Linked DNA regions of Homo sapiens: region 1 is linked to region 2. Evidence: read pairs that join two places in POLR2A ChIA-PET (ENCODE). Cell type or tissue: PC-9. All regions are shown on one strand. Links, peaks and the distances in the headings refer to the core of each region. The heading gives the core; the rest is flanking DNA. Region 1 overlaps EPN2 (epsin 2). Region 2 has its middle 4.7 kb from the start of ALDH3A1.

What was found. Peaks named below come from ENCODE experiments on the same cell type or tissue, not always from the same donor. Only the 100,000 strongest peaks of a DNase experiment are listed, where the experiment ranks them.
Region 1: POLR2A ChIA-PET joins it to region 2 with 6 read pairs; 2 of 35 experiments call an interaction of 5 or more read pairs at or near these places.

Annotation. Positions count from the first base shown.
Region 1 is chr17:19,320,548-19,324,935 of GRCh38, forward strand. The region is part of intron 7 of EPN2 (epsin 2); the gene reads left to right. Among named protein-coding and RNA genes, the nearest start is that of EPN2-AS1, 16 kb to the left of the region's middle. In PC-9, for the core only: no CTCF peak of the experiment used is centred there; no DNase peak of the experiment used is centred there.
Region 2 is chr17:19,750,775-19,755,162 of GRCh38, forward strand. No RefSeq gene overlaps it. Among named protein-coding and RNA genes, the nearest start is that of ALDH3A1, 4.7 kb to the left of the region's middle. RefSeq lists enhancers at 1,957-3,156, 2,009-2,539 and a silencer at 4,117-4,256. In PC-9, for the core only: CTCF peaks have their summits at 3,230 (motif pointing left) and 3,432; DNase peaks (open chromatin) are centred at 1,277, 1,627, 2,397, 3,217 and 1 weaker place; H3K4me3 peaks cover 2,202 bases; H3K27ac peaks cover 4,000 bases.

The DNA of each region.
Region 1 (4,388 bases), core at 246-4,245, 430 kb before region 2:
AAATCCAAATGCTCAGGCCCACCCCAGAATCTGTGTGTATGCAGAGGACAGCATCAGTATTTTACTAAAATCCCTAAGAGCTTCCCAAGAAGAACCATGGTTGAGAACCACTAGTCTGGTGCCCCCTGGCCCAGGGTGCATGAATACCACTCAGTCTAAGACACTTGAAAGCTCCATGTCTTAGATAATCAGGATGGAGATTATGGGCCACTCTAATCTGGTTGTGTTTCTGAGCCCCTGAATTGGACATTTATCCAGAACCTGTTAGAAGTGGTCACTGAACTCCAGTGTGCAGAGATGCAGATAAACTGCAAAGTCCCTGCCAGCCTGAGGTCCTGTGGGTCCCTTGATCCTTGTGACCTCTCTTCAATCCCTAGTTAGTGATGGAGCACACCCTCTGTGTGTCAGGCTTGGATCTCGGGGATGGGCAGCAAAGCAGACCCAGCCGATGTTCTCATGGAGCACATGCTTTGGCAAGGGGGACAGATGCAGTCTCACATGCACACAAGCGGCATGAGTGCCCTGAGAAGGGTTTTGAGCTGGGTTTAGAGTGGGAACTGCATGGCGGGCTGGCATAGAGGCTGCAGAGTGGGGGCTGGGCCTTCCCAGCAAGTGCCCCACATACAGTATGTCAGGGGAGCCAGTTTGTTCGAGATGTGATGCTGCCCTCAGCTTGACCCAGTGGCTAGGAGGTGACCACCAACACTCAGACCCCCTTTGCTGTGTTGTTCACCTCAGAAGCTCAACCCTTTGCTCTGGCACGCACAGTGGCTGCCTCTGGTGCCCACCTCATAGTCCCAGTTAACACAGCCCAGGGAATAGAGAGAGTGGATTTCTCTGTAGCTCCAGTACCATTTCTGGGATTTAGGGATGGGGGACTGGAGTTGGGGACACTTTGCAGATTGACTTTAACCAGTGAGAACCCTTTTCTGTTGCCAGGGCAGGATCTGTCCCTTTTGAGACTGACTGGAAGTGGGTGAGGGGAGAATTCTTCCAAGGAGAACCAGGGCATCCTTGCAGGAGAAAGCAGGAGTGGGGGATAGAAGTAACCGGGGCATGTCCCCTGACAGAGGCAAGTGGGAAGGGATAGTAGCTGGGGAGTGAGATATTGTGCAGGGGAGATGATGCATGGTCAGGGCTGCAGGGAAAGCGAGGCTCCAGTCTGTTATCCAGGCACAGCTGGGCTGCTGAGCATGGGCAGTGAGGAAGGCATGTTGACTCCCCCAGGCTCCACAGGGGGCCAGAATCAGCCTGGCACTTGGCCCCAGGTCTCCCGTGTCCTCTGTGTTGTGTCACCGCAGTCCTGAAGTCACACCACAGCTCTTCGGCTTGCAGTCAGCTCTCTCCCTGATTTGTCATTTCCACCATGCCACTTACGTCCAGCTGGGACAGAGAGCTGAGGACCCACAAGGTGTCCTGTTGCAGGGGGTTAGAGTGAGGGCTTGTCTCTACAGTGTGATTCCAGCAGGGGGCAGATTTTTGTTTACTGATAGCCCCTTCCCCATGTCGAGCAGAGGTGGACCTGGCAAGGGCAGCTTCAGTCCTGGGGGAGGACGATCTGCATGAGACACTGGAAGACGAGGAGTGAAGTGTCAGAAGAAGCTTCTGGATGGAAACAGTTATTTCTGGAGCCTCTAGAAGGTTGTGGGTTCTGGGGCAGTAGCAGGAGAAGCCCTGAGTCCAAACAGGAGTGGACAGGCCATGAGGAAACGAAAGGCACAAGTATCCATGGGATGTTGGGAACAAAGCTTGCAGATTGACATCTGCTTTGGCCTGGCCAGGCCCCCATCGCCGGGGCAAGCTTGGGAAGGAGTGAAGGCAGCACTCTCCTCCTCTCCCTCCTAGTGCTGCTACAGCTAGCCAGTAGCTGATCCCGGCCAAAAGTGAAAAAGGCCACCAAGATAGTGGCTGGTGGGCCAGGTGCAGTGTCTCCTTGCGCCTGGCCAATAATATATTTTTACGTAAGAATTTGTGGGACAACTGAAACCTGTGAGACCAGCCTGGGCAACATAGGGAGACCCCATCTTTACAAAAAATAAAAAAATCAGCCAGCATGGGGGTGTGTGCCTGTGGTCCCAGCTACTTGGGAGGCAGAAGTGGGAGGATCCCTTGAGCCTAGGAGGTTGAAACTGCAGTGAGCTGTGATTGCACCACTGCGCTCCAGCCTAGGTGACAGAGCAAGAACCTGTCTCTAAAAAAAAAAAAAAAAAAAGGTAGTGGCTGGTGTGGCTTAATAGGCCCTTACTAAAGCTATTCAGCATTTCAGAGACGAGAAGGCATGAAGCTACATGTAGGATGCCTAGCAGTTGGTTCATCTTTTTGAAAGCCAAGGAGTCTCCTCTTCACCTGTCCATCCTTGAGCAGCAGAGCTGGGGCTTTTAAGAGAAGCATTTGTAGAATTCAGAGTAGGAATGAGGGAAGAGACTAGTTGTCTCGGAGGCTCAGGGGAGCATTCCCTGGTCTTCTGAGATTGACACATCACTGCCACCTTCTGCTGCCTTTCTCTAGGCCTCAGAGCTCAGCCAGGCTGTCACAAGCTTGCTGGGTGCCACCCTAATGTCTGGTGCCAGGGCTGAAGGTAGCCCTCACTCCAGGGAGTTTACAGTGCATGAGAGACTCATAGTTAAATAATAGTTATGGTGCTGTATGATAAGTGATCTAAAAGTCAAGGGGGGGATTCCAGAGGAGTCAGAGAAGGCAGGAAGAGAAAATAAGAGGGCCGGAGAGGCCCAGAAGATGCCAGGCATTTGGGAAGCAGTTGGGAATCAGTGTGGCTGGGGGTAAACACGGGAGCAGAGTGAGGACACCTAACACATATCTGTTTGGAGTTTCAGAAGAGCTAATATTTGAAAGCTGACAGGGTTTTCCAGAATTTTGGAAAGATGCTCCTTCTCAGATCCAGGAAGCCTGGTGAATCCTAAGCAAGATAAATCAAAGAAATCCCCACCTGGACATATCATCAGGAAACTGCAGAACACCAGAGGAAGAAAATACCTTAAATAAACCTACAGAGAACAGGCCATTCATTACAAAGAAATGGCAACTAAATGGATAGCTAACTTATTGACAGCAACAGTAGATGTCTGAGTGGCATAGAGTCTTCAGTGTGCTGCAAGAAAAACACAGTCAACTAGAAAGCCATTGCTAGCAAAATCATCTTTCTTCCAAGAATTGATAATTTTTTTAAAAAAGATATTTTAAATTTGGAAACAACAACAGCAACAAAAACTGCCAACCCCCAGAATTCTGTATTCAGTGAAAGTGTTCTTGAAGAGTAAAGTTGAAAGGATGACATCTGTTAATAAAACACTAAGAGAATTTGTTGCCAGCACATCTGTACCACAGAAATGTTAAGAGAAGTTCTTCAGGCTGATAGGAGGGAAAACCAGATGGAAACTCAGATCTTCAGGACAGAATGAAGAGCATCGGAAATGGGAAATAATTTGGGAGAACATTTCAGAAGTAATAAGGATATAAGAAAATTTGAGCGGCACAATCCATAAGCTTATGAATTTGTTGTTCCCAGCAATTGGAGAATACACATTCTTTGCAGTCACATGCAGAATACTTGGAAAAAATTGATGATGTCCTAGACAGAAAAGCTAGTCTCAACAAATTGCAAAAAATTGGTATCACATATAACACAATTTCTGATCACAGTACACTTATGTAAAAAATCAGTTAAAAGGATAAGTAGAAAACCTTCATACACCTAAAATTTTAAGAACACTTCTAAATTCTTGAGTCACAGAAAAAATTATAATGAAAATCAGATATATTTAGAACCAAATTAAATATATATTTAGACGGAGTTTTGTTCTTGTTGCCCAGGCTGGAGTGCGATGGCGTGATCTCAGCTCACTGTAACCTCTGCCTCCCGGGTTCAAGCAATTCTCCTGCCTCAGTCTCCCGAGTAGCTGGGACTACGGGCATGTGCTACCACGCCCAGCTAATTTTGTATTTTTAGTAGAGATGAGGTTTCTCAATGTTGATCAGGCTGGTCTCAAGCTCCCGACCTCAGGTGATCCACCCACCTCGGCCTCCCAGAGAGCTGGGATTACAGGCATGAGCCACTGCGCCTGGCCAATAGTATATTTTTACATAAGAATTTGTGGGACAACTGAAGCAATAGTAAAATAAATTTATAGCTCTAAATGTTCACATTAGTAAAAAAGATATAATGAAGTTAGAATAGCATTACACTGACGTAAAATAAAAGGAAATTATAAGGATAAAGATAGAAATTAATGAAAAGAACATAAACACATAATAGTATCCGTAAAGACAAGTCAGTAATTGAAAAGAGTAATAGACAAATTTCTGGCAAGAAATTTTTTTAAGAGGAAGGGCACAAACAGCATTAGGAATGAAACAGCATAACTGCCGGC
Region 2 (4,388 bases), core at 131-4,130:
GTGCTGGGATTGCAAGCATGAGTTAATCTTTGCAAGTCCTAATACTCCATCCCCAATGCCTCATCCTCACCTGGGCTGTCACTCACTCTCTCTCTCCCAGGCCACTGTTCTTGCCCTCTACCTACTCTCCTTGAGTCAGGCTCAGCTGCCTTCTCCAAGTGGCTGCCAGAGAGACATGCGGACGATAAGGACCTGAGCATGTCTCTCCCCTGATTCACATCCTTGGGTGGCACCCCCTTGCTGTCAGGAAGCTTCCTCCCATGGCCTGTGAGCCCCTGCCTGGCCTGGCTCCTGGCTGCCTTGCCAGCCTCACTTCGCACCACTTCCCACCATTCTCACTGCACTCCAGTCTGCTGGCATTCCTTGACTTAACCAGGCAATTTCCTACCACAAGGCCTTTGCACATGCTGTTCTTGCTCCCTGGGACACTTTTTCTTCCACTCTGCACCAGACTAACTCTTATCCATGTTCAGATCTCAGCTTCCCTGACCTCTCTCACCTCTCAAATAAAACCTTCCTTACTTCCAGGAACCTGTCACAACCTGCGTTCATATCTTTGTTTGTGTGACTATGTCTCTCCTTATTCCCCCTTGGACTGGAATGTCCACAAAGGCAGAGATCTCAACTTTTGTTCAGCACCATATCCTGGCACAAGGGAGACCTCTGAAGATACGGAAGCAGCCCACTACACCTAACCATCCCTCTGATGGAAAAGCAATCATTTAGCAAGACGATTTTCAGCAAATTCACCCAAAGCTAGCAAAAAAAGTGTTGAATGAATGAATGAATGAATGAATAGCGAGTTTGCTTAAATTTCAAGGAACATTTAGATTAGATATAGTTGTTGGGAGGGGAAACCACTTTCTTTATACGAGTAGAAGGAGCCTGGGCAACATAGAGAGACTCATCTCTACAAAAAATAAAAAAAAGGAAGGAGGCTGGGTGCGGTGGCTCACGCCTGTAATCCCAGCACTTTGGGAGGTTGAGGCGGGCAGATCACTTGAGCTCAGGAGTTCAAGACCAGCCTGGCCAACATGGTAAAACCCCATCTCTACTAAAATACAAAAATTAGCTGGCCGTGGTGGTGCATGCCTGTAATCCCAGCTACTCGGGAGGCTGAGGCAGGAGAATCGCTTGAACCTGGGAGGTGGAGGTTGCAGTGAGCCAAGATTGCGCCACTGCACTCCAACTTGGATGAGGGCAGAGCGAGACTCCATCTCAAAAAAAAAAAAAAAAAAAAATTAGCTGGGCGTGGTGGCATGCACCCAGCTACTTGAGAGGCTGAGCGGGAGGATCACTTGAGCCCAGGAGGTCGAGGCTTCAGTGAGCTGTAATCATGCCAGTGCACTCCAGCCTGGGGGACAGAGTGACCAGGTAGACCCTGTCTCAAAAAAAAAAGAGAGAGTAGAAAGGAGAAAATTAGGCAGTGGGTCTCAGGGACCTCCCCGTTGGTTAAAAGTGTTATGACTCAGGAAGACAAATGCCACATGTTCTCCCTCATGTGTGGGAGCCAAACAAGTGGATCTCATGAAGATAGAGAATAGATCGGTGGTTACCAGGGCTGGGAAGGGTGGGGAGGTGGGGGAATAAAGAGAGCTTGCTTAGTGCGTACAAACACATATTTAGGTAGAAATAATACGACTTAGTGTTCAGCCAGGCACGGTGACTCACACCTGTAATCCCAGCACTTTGGGAGGAAGAGGCGGGCAGATCACCTGAGGTCAGGAGTTTGAGACCAGCCTGGGTGACCAAGCAAGACCCTATCTCTACAAAAAATGTAAAAATCTGCTGGGCGTGGTGGCACGCACCTGCAGTCCCAGCTACTCGGGGAAGCTGAGGTGGGAGGATCGCTTGAGCCCAGGAGTTGAAGGCCACAGAGAGCTGTAATCCAGTCACCGTGCCCAGCCAAGAGCAGTCAGTCTGTTACAAAGCCCTCTGTTACTGTTACAAAGCCCCTCTTTGGAGAGGCATGAAGTCAGCAGAACTGGCTGTGCCCGGGGCAATTTCCCCACTGTGTCCACACCTTCTGGGGACTTGTAGGAAAGGACTTCTGGGGCTTCTTCATCTCTTTATCTGCTGCCAGTCATAGTGCCTTGGGTCAGAGAAGCTGCAGGTTTGCAGCCAGCGGAGGTGAGTGCGAGCAAGGGGGAGCCTCCCCTAAGATGCTGCAGAGGCCCCAGTCCTCACCCCATCTCCCTTGGACTTTCCTGCTCCCAGGAAGCTGTGGCTCCCAGGCCCAGGCCCTGGCTCCCAGGAAGCCTCTGCCGAGTCAGGACAAAGGGCATCTTAGCGGGGCAGAAGGCATGAGTGCTGGCTGGAGGGGAAGTGGGTACTAGGGCCATCCTGGCTAAGTCAGCCTGCCAGGCAGGATGGCAGCAAAGTGCAAGTCATGGTGAGTTAGGCACGGGCAGCCTCACAGCAGGAATGCCCGGCCCTCCTAGCCCAGGCGGAACCTGCCTGAGTCACCGCCTGGCTGCAGCCCCAGCTGCAGAGCCTCTGCAGACCAGCCCACACCCCGGCCATCCTGGAAGGGACACAGCGGGCATGCCAGGAGGACATGCCAGGGCACGCTTGGGTTGGTACTGCCAGTCTCTTGGGGTCTGGGAAGCCCCGTCCTGGATCTTAACGGACACGGAATGCACCCTCATCACACATGAAATATAATGTTTACTCGAAAAATGCAAAGAAAATTTAAGTTTTGTTTCTTCACAATAATCACACAAATGTAATTTTACAAACATAATACACATTGTTTAGCTCAGACTTTTTCTTTTGTACGTACTTGGTTTGCCCCTTTCTCAATATGAGTGTCTCATCTGTAATCCACAATATTTTCCCTAAGTTTTTCTCAGTGCTTATTTGACATACACAAAAATGTACATGACACACTGGAAGCTGTCAGCATTTTAAAAGCAGAGCCTCATCATGCACCCTCTTCTGCATCTTCTGACCCCACTCCCTCCGGGGCGGCCGGGAGCTGGAGTCCATTCCTCCTCATGGCCGTGTGAAAGCAGTGGTAAGCATGTAGAATGTGCAAGCAACCACAATGTTCCCCGTGGATGGGAGACCACTTTGCCTTCCACTTTGGATCAATGCTCCATGGGCCGCTTTGCATGTCTTGGCGTGTGTATTTCTGCGTGTTAGATCCCAGGGATGCTGGCTTTGTCAGTCTTCACAGGTGTTGCCGGTGACTATCCACCAAGGTGGCCCTAAGGGGCTGTTGTAGTTCCAGCTGGCCTGGCAGTGTGTGGCACTCTGCCGTTTCCCTGCCGCCTAGTGGCTGGTGCATTCCTCACTGTGCAATGGCCATTGGCATTTGCCCATTTCTTGGAAGGGTTTGTGTTTTCCTTGTCAGTGTCTAGGAGCTCTTTGTATATTACAGCCATCTGCATCACTAGTATTTTCCTGAATCTATCATTTATCCACGGACTTTATTTATGGTATATTTTGTTATATAAAAGTTTTTATAAAGCTAAATAGAACTCTCCTGTTTTAGTTTAGATTAGGAGGGTACTCCTTGCCCCAGGATTAATTCCTAATTTTCTGCTAAGATTTTTATTGTTTTATTATTCACTTTGAATCCATCAAGAGTTGATTTTACAAATGCAAATGGAAATGCACATTGATTTTCTTTTTCTTTTTCTTTCTTTCTTCCTTTTTTTTTTTTTTTGAGACAGAGTCTCACTCTGTCACCCAGGCTGGAGTGCAGTGGCACGATCTCGGCTCACTGCAACCTCTGCCTCCCGGATTCAAGCAATTCTGTGCCTCAGCCTCCTGAGTAGCTGGGACTACAAGCACCTGCCACCACGCCCGGCCAATTTTTGTATTTTTAGTTGAGATGGGGTTTCACCATCTTGGCCAGGCCAATCTTGAACTCCTGACCTTGTGATCCATCTGCCTCGGCCTCCCAAAGCGTTGGGATTACAGGCGTGAGCCACCGCGCCCAGCCCACACGTTGTATTTTTTTTTTGCAGATGCACAACCTGTGTGCCAGCATCGTTTAATAACAACTCCACCCCTTCCTGACCCTTTGCTATGTGCCAGGTCTGAGCACTTCCATGTATGAACTCCTTTAGTCCTCACAAGCACCCAAGAGGCAGAAACTATCATTATTTCCATGAGAGATGAGGAACTGAAGAACACAGAGGCTAAGTGATTTGCATAAGGTCACACAGCTAGTGAGTGATCGAGCCAGGTTTCACCCGAGAATCTGACCTGGCATCCCCTTGAGGAGACTCATATCCTGGGGAGTCCTTCCCCCCAGGTTTGCAAACATATTGCCAGAGTGTGGAATACGGTTTTCTCCAAATTCTATTCTCATTCCTAGTCTTGAACGTGTCTGCTATCCCCATTCCCCTTCCCAGGGAAACTGCAAATCACGATGTGCC